2 separate regions of the Homo sapiens genome follow, and region 1 is linked to region 2. Evidence: chromatin contacts called from ENCODE Hi-C or POLR2A ChIA-PET data. All regions are on one chromosome and are shown on one strand. Each heading gives the region's core, a stretch centred on a gene start or an enhancer-like site at or near the end of the contact. The rest is flanking DNA. Distances are from core to core; before and after follow the strand shown.

Evidence for each region. Hi-C counts contacts between places; a loop is a spot of excess contacts on that map. ChIA-PET counts read pairs that join two places held with the same protein, here RNA polymerase II (POLR2A). Pooled maps may share reads with other maps.
Region 1: a loop to region 2 is called in a map of CD4-positive, alpha-beta memory T cell, with 2.5 times the contacts of the local background. The contact joins two enhancer-like sites. A Hi-C loop is called at or near these places in 2 of 168 maps with a recorded cell type or tissue (CD4-positive, alpha-beta memory T cell and endothelial cell of hepatic sinusoid) and 5 of 50 pooled maps. POLR2A ChIA-PET finds 5 or more read pairs at or near these places in 6 of 52 experiments (CD4-positive, alpha-beta memory T cell, T-cell, activated CD4-positive, alpha-beta T cell and 2 more).

Annotation. Positions count from the first base shown.
Region 1 is chr6:161,079,382-161,084,217 of GRCh38, reverse strand. MAP3K4 (mitogen-activated protein kinase kinase kinase 4) reads right to left here. Exons shown (of 27, transcript NM_005922.4): 6 at 3,180-3,337. Among named protein-coding and RNA genes, the nearest start is that of AGPAT4-IT1, 80 kb to the left of the region's middle. RefSeq lists an enhancer at 3,521-4,720. Within about 2 kb of position 3,442, at least 5 of the 41 ENCODE cell types and tissues checked have a DNase peak (open chromatin) inside an H3K27ac peak, as active enhancers do.
Region 2 is chr6:161,027,797-161,032,698 of GRCh38, reverse strand. The region is part of intron 1 of MAP3K4 (mitogen-activated protein kinase kinase kinase 4); the gene reads right to left. Among named protein-coding and RNA genes, the nearest start is that of MAP3K4-AS1, 38 kb to the right of the region's middle. RefSeq lists an enhancer at 3,188-3,287. Within about 2 kb of position 3,003, at least 2 of the 41 ENCODE cell types and tissues checked have a DNase peak (open chromatin) inside an H3K27ac peak, as active enhancers do.

The DNA.
Region 1 (4,836 bases), core at 2,193-4,692, 51 kb before region 2:
TCCATCTAAATGGAAATTTTCCATAAAATGGCCTCAAACTAAATGATAGGATAAGAGGGAAAGGGAATTCCTTAAATTCAACTGTTTTTACAAATTTCCCCCACAATTAGCTTTGTATAGTCAATAAACATGAAACACTCTATCTGGCTGATCCTTCTCATTGAGTACACAATTCTAAATACTAGTGTTAAAATGTACACCCCAGTATATAAAATGAATCTAAATGAGTGAAGTAAAATTCAACCACAGTTTACTGACTTAGGATGTTCAAGGAAAAAAACTTAGGATCTAGTAACAGAGAGCAGGTAAGCACAGAACTAATATCAGATGCAGCAGGAGGTAAGTGCTAGGCTTGTCGGAGGAGGAGAAAGACCAACCCCGAAGGCACAGTTTCAGACCCATTGAAGGCATGGCTTCATGTCCAGAAAGCCCTGCAATGGGCCTTGCAGGCAAATGCAGAATTTTAACAGGTGGACTAATACTGGGAAAAGGAAAATCTGCGAGGAAGAAAATGGAAAAGGCGGAAGGAAAGTCCAGGAAGAACAATAAATATGATTAAAAAGCATGAAGATGTAGTCAAGCAAGCATGTTCATGAAAAAAGAAAATCATCCAATCTGAAGAGTAGTGGGTATTTAGGCTACAAAGGGACAGGGGAAAGTCCTGCGGCCATGCTGTGGAGGGCAATGGATGTCATGCTCATTAGTTTGGCGTTTGATAAGCAAAGAGAGTAAATTTTAAAATATCTGATTGGGAAAGGGGTCTGATTGGAAACAATGCTTTTAAAGAACATTATACAAAAATACTAGAATGTACTTATTCAACAAATATTGAGTGCCTATTACGTACTAAGCAGCAGCAAACAAAACCAGTAAAAGCCCTCCAGTGGATGGAGAAACACAATAAATAAAACAAAAATGTGAAATGTATTTCAGGTTATTGGTAAGTGCTATGGAGAAAAGGAACAGAGAAAAAAGCTAAGGAGTTGTGGGTAGGAATTTCCATCTTAAATATACCGAGAAGGTAACATCTGGATAAAGACCTGAAGGAAGTGGGGAAACAAGTCATGAAAATAACTGGGAGGAAGAGCACTCCATGCAGAGGGGCCAGCTGGTGAAAAGGGCCTAAGGCTGGAACATGCCTGGCCCGAGACAGTGAGGAAGCCACTGTGGCTGGGAAGCGAGCACAGGACAGGAGGGTCTAGAAGGAGGACAAAGACGTAATGAGAAATAGGACCATGTCAGGCCTTGCGGGCCATTGTTAGGCAGTCTTACGTTTCCTGAGTAAGATGGGGAGCCACTGGGAAATTGAGAGAAGACAATGGTCTGACATACACTTTAACCAGACCATTCAGGCTGTGGTGTTGAGAATAAACTCTAGGAGGCTTCAGGCAGAAGTAGGGAGACTGTTTAGAGAGCTACTGCAATAACATACGTGAGAAATGACAACCTGGGAAGAGTGGAAGTGTGGAGTGCTTGAGAGGCAGAGGTCAGATTCTGGATATACCCTCAAAGGGCACCCAAAAAGAGTCGAGGTAGTGTGTGCAGGAAACAAAGGAGTCAGCGCTGATTCCAACACCGACTGACCCTGGGAGAAACAGTGTTTGAAGCCGGAGCTGCTGCTCTAATACAACAGATAAAATGCAGTGGAGTCCAGAACTAGAATAAAAGTGGACTGTTCACAAGAAGGGGGAATGAAAAAGCCCTGGAGCTTCTCAGGGCGAGGATCATGAAAGCAAAGGCCAGAGACTGCACTCTAGGGAATTTGAAGGACAAGCAAAAGATAGAAACACAAAGACTGACAAGAGGAAGTGAGGGTACAGTGACACTAAACAACATGAATTTGTAGTGAAACTAAAGAGTAACCTTTAAAAACATTTCTTCAACAAAGCTTGACAGGTTGGAAACAGAAAATGCAAACAGAAGGAATTAGGCAAAGCAGAATCATGGAAAAGTAAGGGGGGAGACATGTTGCAAATGACAATGAATGCCTTTTTTAAAAAGGCTGACTATGGGCACCAAGCTGAACAGACAAGCAAAGACAGCCTGGGGATCACAGCCTGACGGATGGAGTTATGAGAGGAGAGCAAGTTCACTGTCCACTCCAAATAAAGAGAGAGGATGTAAAAAGAACTGGCCATTAGAACAGAGAAGTGGATACGAGATTCCGAGACTGAACATAGGAGAAATCGGCAGAGTCAAGAACAAAGCTAAAGCTAGAGTCCTGCAGAAGTCACGCTGACGGGACCAGGAGACAGGGTAGGCAGCAGAAGCTGCTGCTCTAATACAAGAGACAAAATGCAATGGGGTCTAGGACTAGAATAGGCATGCTCTTATGAATGAGACTTTATAAAAGGGATACAGAAAAAATAAAATGCCTGATGAGACAAGTGGGAGAAGGTGGTGCCAAAAGACAGCAGCAGAATCTAAAGCACAGAAGGACACTGATCCTCATCTGAGCCAAAGCAAGTCCGAGGTGCAGTGGCCACCAGCAAAGACCACGGAGACGCGGCCTGTGCCCAGCGATCCCAAGCTTGCATGCAAGATGTTCATTTCCTAGAACTGACAGACCAGCCCTGCGACTCTGCACTGCTCTCTTCATGATTCCCCCTTGTTTACACTTCTATTCCTTCACCCTATATACACCCAATTCATAAAGAGAGTCTGTGATGAGCACTACATTCCCCAAACAGTGGCAGTAAAAATGCTTAAAATACTTCTTAAGTTCTGCATGTCCCCACCAAGACTGATATACGCGGGTATATTCTACTCTTGAAGGACTTACAATCTCCTTCCTTTTATTAGGGGGAAAAAGAGTTTATTCTAGGGCAGAAGTTCTCAAGTTCAAAGCTGACATCTGAGTGGATAATTCTGTTGTGGGGCTGTTCTGTGTGCCGTGAATGTGCGGCAGCCTCCCTCCCCCCGCCCACTCGCTGCCAGGAGCATCTTCCCAGTCATGACCATCAAGTGTCTCCAGATACTGCCCAATGTCCCCAAGGGGAAAAAATCACCCCTGACTGAGAAACACCACTCAAAACTTGGAAGAGGGTGCACATATGAGATATGGATAACTGCAATTTTCATGTAACTAAACATACAAACACATAGGAGAGAATCAGTGAGTAAATGGTGTGAGAGTGAGAAGGTGGGAGCGTCGCGTTCAGAAGCACAAGGATTCCTACCAGAAAAGCTTCCCGGCCTGTGCTTCTCCTCCCCGTATGTAATGAGTTATTTCTTTGGTGAAATTCCATTCTTCTTCTAACAGATTTTTTAAACTATGCGATGCTTGAGGTAATTGCTGTAGCATTTGGATCCAGCTTCTCATGTAATCAAAATACACCTTAAAACACAAAAAGTAAAGGGAGACATTTGAAAGTAGAACTTGGCAACTCAGCGCTCTCACCTGAAAGCTACACATCAGCAGGGTAAAGTGGGGGCGGGCCGGGGGCTGTCACAGGCACGCAGCACCGACAGAAGCAAGGTTCTCACCACTGTTAGCTGAGGTCTAAATGAGGATTTTTTAAAAAATCACAAAACTAACTCCCCAGCAATTTAACATATTATTGACAACCCCTTCAAAATCCTAACAACAAAAATGTTCACAATCTACAATAAAGGGGAAAAAATCAAAAGAACAGTACCCAGAACTTTTCATTATGAATGTACTGTCAACATTATTCCTTTAAGAGGTTAGGATCTTCACTTAATGACCTACTTTAGCTTGAAATGGTGCCTTATGTGCAGAGAGGAGGACGTCAACACCCTTCTTCGCACCACCCCTTCCTAACATCCGGATTTGCGTGATAAAATGTTTTCAAGGCTTGCAACATATAAATGATGATCTAAAACCAAAATATCCAGTTGTTCTGAAGTGGGATTTATGCCCACCACAAGTCCTATTACAACAGCTTTCCCGTTCTTAAATCCTCCTTTAGATTTATCCCGTGGTCAGCAGGGTTCAACTATCAAGCAGTTTTTCTCAACAGGTTTGCAATGGCCACCTTCTAGAACAACCCTGTCTATGGACTCCTTTACTTAAAAGAATAGCTTGACGGGGTAGGAGATATTTGAGTCACACATTCTCTCTCGGAACTTTTCAGACATCACTCCACTCCCTTCCAACCCCGAGTGTGACTCAGCGTGAAGCAGTCTGTCGCCAACCTGAGCGCCCACCCACCACTGCTCTCCCACATCCTGAAGGTGACTACACTCGGGTGTCCACACTCAGATGTTTACAGGATTCCTTTCTCTATCCTAGGTTTCAGTGTTTTCACCAGGCTACATCTCAGACTTCATTGTTGGGAAAGATATTTTTCTGAGATCTAGTAATAACTTTCAGTAGGCAAATCTGAAGTCTATTCTTTATCTCAAGACAACTGTCTTCTGCTGTATCGTTCACTGTGTCTGAGTCCTCCATCCTCCAGGTGTGTGGTGTGACTCTGAAGTTCTGGGTCTGTTATGACTAGAGTTGTGTGTGCAGAATCTGCAATTCATGGGTCTACAGTCCTCAACACGAGGCTCAGAACCGCCCTTTCACTTCTTGGTGAGCTCCCCCATCTCCGTGTTTTTCCTTCCTGAGGACAGCTTCTTCCTTGCGGCCCCCAAGGGGCAACTATCTGTCTTTTTCTTTTTCTTTCTTTTTTTGAGATGGAGTTTCCTCTTGCTGCCCAGGCTGGAGTGCAATGGCACGATCTCGGCTCACCGCAACCTCTGCCTCCCGGGTTCAAGCGATTCTCCTGCCTCAGCCTCCTGAGTAGCTGGGATTACAGGCATGCGCCACCACAACTGGCTAATTTCGTATTTTTAGCCGAGACGGGGTTTCTCCATGTTGGTCAGGCT
Region 2 (4,902 bases), core at 1,754-4,253:
CTCACTGTGTAATAGTTGATTTGACTGATTAAAGAACATGGCTATAAGCACCAAAATCATTTATTTATTTTCCATGTGTTGCAGTGGTTAATAACACTGTTTGGAATGAAAAGCAGCATAGCCTTGGTGGTGTAGTAGACCCACGTTTAAATCCTAGCTGTACTGCCTATTAGCTGGGTGGACCTTGGACAAATTTTCTCTCTGTGTACATTTACAAAATAAGGATAATAAATACTTAGACTTATAAATACTTATTCCTATGAGGATTAAACCCAATAATGTACACTTAACAAAAGAGTCAGAATATAGTAAGTGTTCACTAAATGCTTGATACCATTCATATCACAGGCCTTGGGAGGTCACTGTGCTCAGTGAGGGAACCTGAGTTCTTGCTCATCTATCTGCTTCACCTTAAGAGAGAAGCTCACCTAGGAGTTGAGCATGGTGTAGGCCTGGAAGCACTTTTAACATCTGAAACATCTGCTGAATTCTTTCGAACTCAATATTATAAGGTTTCTGTTTTCATTTAATTTCCACACTTAATATACTTAAAGGAAACACTAAGAAAAGACTATATTTTATTACTTTTGAATCTCCAGGACTGTCCAGCATAGGGCTCTCATTCAGTGCTTTTCATAATAATGCACTTAACACATAAGAATGGTAACTGCCAGGAAACTATAGCATAAATGTTTAGTCAGTTAAATACATCAAAGCCAGACAGCAGTGAATAACAGGATAATTAGAAAAATGAAGTCAGATACGAAATAGCAAACAAAATCTCTTTCAAAACACATCCTTTGTGGTGAGGAGGAATGTGAACTCAGAAGCTAAGGCCATGTCTCAGCCGTCCTGGTGGGTGAAGCATCCATTATTGAATCTTTCTAAGACTATTAAGACTAATAATCTGGAATTTTAAAGGTCTACATTCTAACCATTTCAGGAAATTCAGTTGTAAAGGTGTTTTTAAAATTAAAGTAATGGAAACAAAGGGCTACGAAAAATATAAAATGGTCTGTTTTGCTAGTATCTAGCAGTACTGTGTGGATGATGAATTAATGCAATGCAGAGTGAAAGTGGAGGAGAATTGTTGTGAGGAGGGACTGATAATATCAAACCTCAGTGATCCAAATATCAAGCCCCCCGACCTGAGGAGCGTCACGATCTAAAAAGACAAGCACAGCTGATTTTTTAAAAATAAATAAAGAAGTACCTTTGTGGGATCTACATGCCATGGGAATTGAGTCCTGTGCTTTAGCAGATAAAGAGGGTCTAAGAAAGTACATATAATAAAAAGGCTAACTTTTATGAAGACTTTACATTGGGGACCCAGAAGAATATTTGTGTTGTGCTAACCTCCAACTGTAGACAAATTATTTCTCTACACATGGAAAAATTAATGTGGCTGTACTGTCAAATAAAAGTACAAGAATAAATCCTTGTAATAATTCTATAGAAGCTAACAGTCCCTTGTTTTCCGATCTGCATTTATTACAAAACCAAAAGTCATCTGTCTTATCCTTATACATTCACATAGACACAATGAACAACTACTGACTTCAAAGTATTTCTAAATTATCTAATTATTCTAGCAGTAAACATTTAAAAATCACACTGAAACGAAGATGAATACTGTCATAAACAAAATATTAAAATAAGACAAAACACAGTATATTTTATCCTTCCTTACCCATTAAGCATCACAGAAAACGAGTTAGGAAAATGTCATATGGTACTACCAGCCACTATACTTATAATTCGTAATTAAAATGAATTTAATATTTTCTTAGGATTTACTTAATGCAGTCAACATGGTATTCTCACTTGTTGGAAAAGATACTGGTTTACATTCCATCCAAGCAACTTAGTAACACCTACATGTCAGAACAAAATCCAACAGTATTTAAAGAAACTTTCTTTTAAAAAGAGTCTAGCACCTAATAAATAACATTCACAACGTTTTCCATCCTATCAAAAAATTACCAGCCAAGTGCAATGGCTCATGTCTGTAATCCCAGCACCTGGGGAGGCTGAGGTGGGCAAATTGCTTGTGCTCAGGAGTTTGAGACCAGCCTGGACAACATGGCAAAACCCCATCTCTACAAAAAATACAAAAAATTAACCAGGTGTGGTGGCATGCACCTGTGGTCCCAGCTACTCAAGGAGACGGAGGCGAGAGGATCACTTGAGCTGGCACCACTGCACTCCAGCCTGGGTGACAAAGCAAGACCCTGTCTCAATCAAACAAACAAACAAACAAACAAAAATACCAAAGAAAAAAATATATGATCCAAACCAGGAGAAAAACCCAAAGAAACAGACCAGAAATGACTCAAGTAGACATTATAATGATAAAAAATATATCTGAAATATGGGTTTAACAGCAGACCAGACACAGCAGAAAAACATCAGTGAACTTGAAGACACAGCAACAGAAACTATTGAAAATGAATCAGAGAGAAAAAGATTGGGAGAAATAAAAAAACAGGGTACCAGTGCCCTGTGTGACAGTATCAAGCAGTTTAACCATGTGTTACTGGAGTCCAAAACTAGAGAAGGGAGGCACAGAAACAAATCTCTGAAGAAGGGCTGAAAATTTTTCAAATCTGGAGAAAACCATAAGCTCGCAGATCCAACAAACTCTGAGCTAAAGAACTATAAAGAAAACTCCCAGTCTGTTGTTATGTACATCATAACCAAATTGCTGAAAACCAATGACGAAGAGAAGAATATTAAAAGCAGCCAGAGAAAACTTAGTTTGAGGGCCTTAGCTTAGAAGTAACATATTAATAGGAGGGAAAGAAATCAAGCAAAGTTTTATTCTTTTTTCTTTAAAACAAACAAACAAACAAACAAAACACTTATACACAAAATCCAGAAAAATACTAGTGGTAAGTTCAAAAGAACTTGCATCATTTCAATTAACTAACCGTAAGCATCCAAAACCTCATTTTGTAATCGTTCATGTGAGATGAGCTAATGTGGTCAGCCGACCAGTTCAGAATGTTTACATGTATACCAATGATTTGGGATGAGCAAAGTAGTACAAGGTCTACATCAGCTGCCCTGAAACATTTGTCTTACTTGTGTTTAATAACATGCAAATGTGAAATGTCTTTCTGGTACTAAACTTCTGACAGTCACGTAAAACATTTCACTCTTTTACCATAAAACCCTGCTAAAGTACTATTATTACACTACAGTCTGGTCTAGGCAAAGTATGTCTTGAACTCAACCCAAGGGAGTTTGGTGTAGGTTTTAGAGGAAAAATGTGTGAAAAGAAAACAAAACAAAAATTCAAGTTACTTAGGGTTAAATAGTTCTGCTCTGACATATTAGGTAAACCACAATGGTGCCTGAAATAGCTATCTGTAAAATGATGAAGTCGGATTAGATGAGTCTGAAAACATCTGTGGTTCTGCAAAAGCCACCCCTGCCCCCCAACACCACCCCCGCCAAAAAAACCCAAAACACTTCATTTAGCGACATCCTTCGAAATAAATGGATATTTTAACCACTTGTGAAGTATAATATTCATCTGTATGAAGTTCTCTCATCCACCTCCACCTATTCTCTATTAGGTAATAAGTATTAGGGAGATTTCTGCTATTGGGGGAAAGAGAGGAGGGACATAGGCAGAAGGGATAGATTTTCTAGGTTTCCTTTTTCTTTAAACAATGTGTATAGCTTGCTTGGCCTGAAGTATTAATCAAAGGGAGCTAAGCTCAGTTTGAGGTTGTATGTTTGGTTCATACTACAAGAGCCAATTTATTAATAAGTTATCCATATTACACGAGTCAATTTATCAATGTTAGTTATCTTTATCATCAATCTACAGCTGAACATTTATCAGCTCACCTCCAGGTGAACGGTCAAACCTCGAGCTTATCCAACATGTACTATCTAACTTTTGCACTGTTTCAGAGCATAGGGTCTTTACAAACCTAACTAATCTTGCTTATTTTTCAAGATAGACATTTAGACTTGTTTTTTAATGAAAATTCATCTTTTTAAAACAAATGTAGATTTAAAAAAAAAAAGATTTCCTATGGAAATGAATAAGAAGCTATCTCCCCAACAATTACTGAAGAGCAGGAGCCTGTCATCCTTACCACTGCTTCTCCGGTGTCTAGAACAGTGGCTGGTGCAGATTATGTGTTCAAAACTACTTGCTGATTGAATAAACAAATCAAGTAAGTTTATCTTCTATACTTTGGATTTAATCATTATCCAAATCCTTTTAAAATACAATAACATTTCACTATTTTTAAAATATATTTTTTAAAGGCTACAAGAATGAAGGATTGTTGATTTTTGCCAATAATGAAATCCCTACGCCCCCACACTTACTAGTAAGAATACAAGTTTTAATCAAATTATTGTTTTCTTGTAAACACTTTAATTTAGAAGTCTTATCCAATGCCACTGGAACTTGTGCTTGGACAGTTAATTAAACATACATACAAAAACATTAACAATGAAACATGCAGACAAAAAAAATATACTGTGGCAGCTGTTACTTTGGGGGTCCCTGATGAAACCGGCCTCCTCATGGTCACAAACCTGCATATCTACGCTTGAATGTGGAATGACTTTGTGACTGCTTTAACCCAAGCAATGTAGCAAAAATGACACTGGACCAGTCCCGGGCCTAAACCTTAAGAAGGCCACCTGTGTACTGCTGGGAAAGCTAGCCACCAGGTAAGGAGCCCAACTTAGGTGGAGAAGTGCATGAAGGAGAAGCTAGCTAGCCCAAACTTGGGGAGCTCCCAGCTGACAGCCAGCACCAACTTAACTTGCTAACCCTATGAGTGAGGCTATTTTGGATCTCCATTTGTCCCTGCTCTGCAGCCAACACCGTAAGTAGCAGAAAAACCACTCAATACCATGACAGCTAATAAA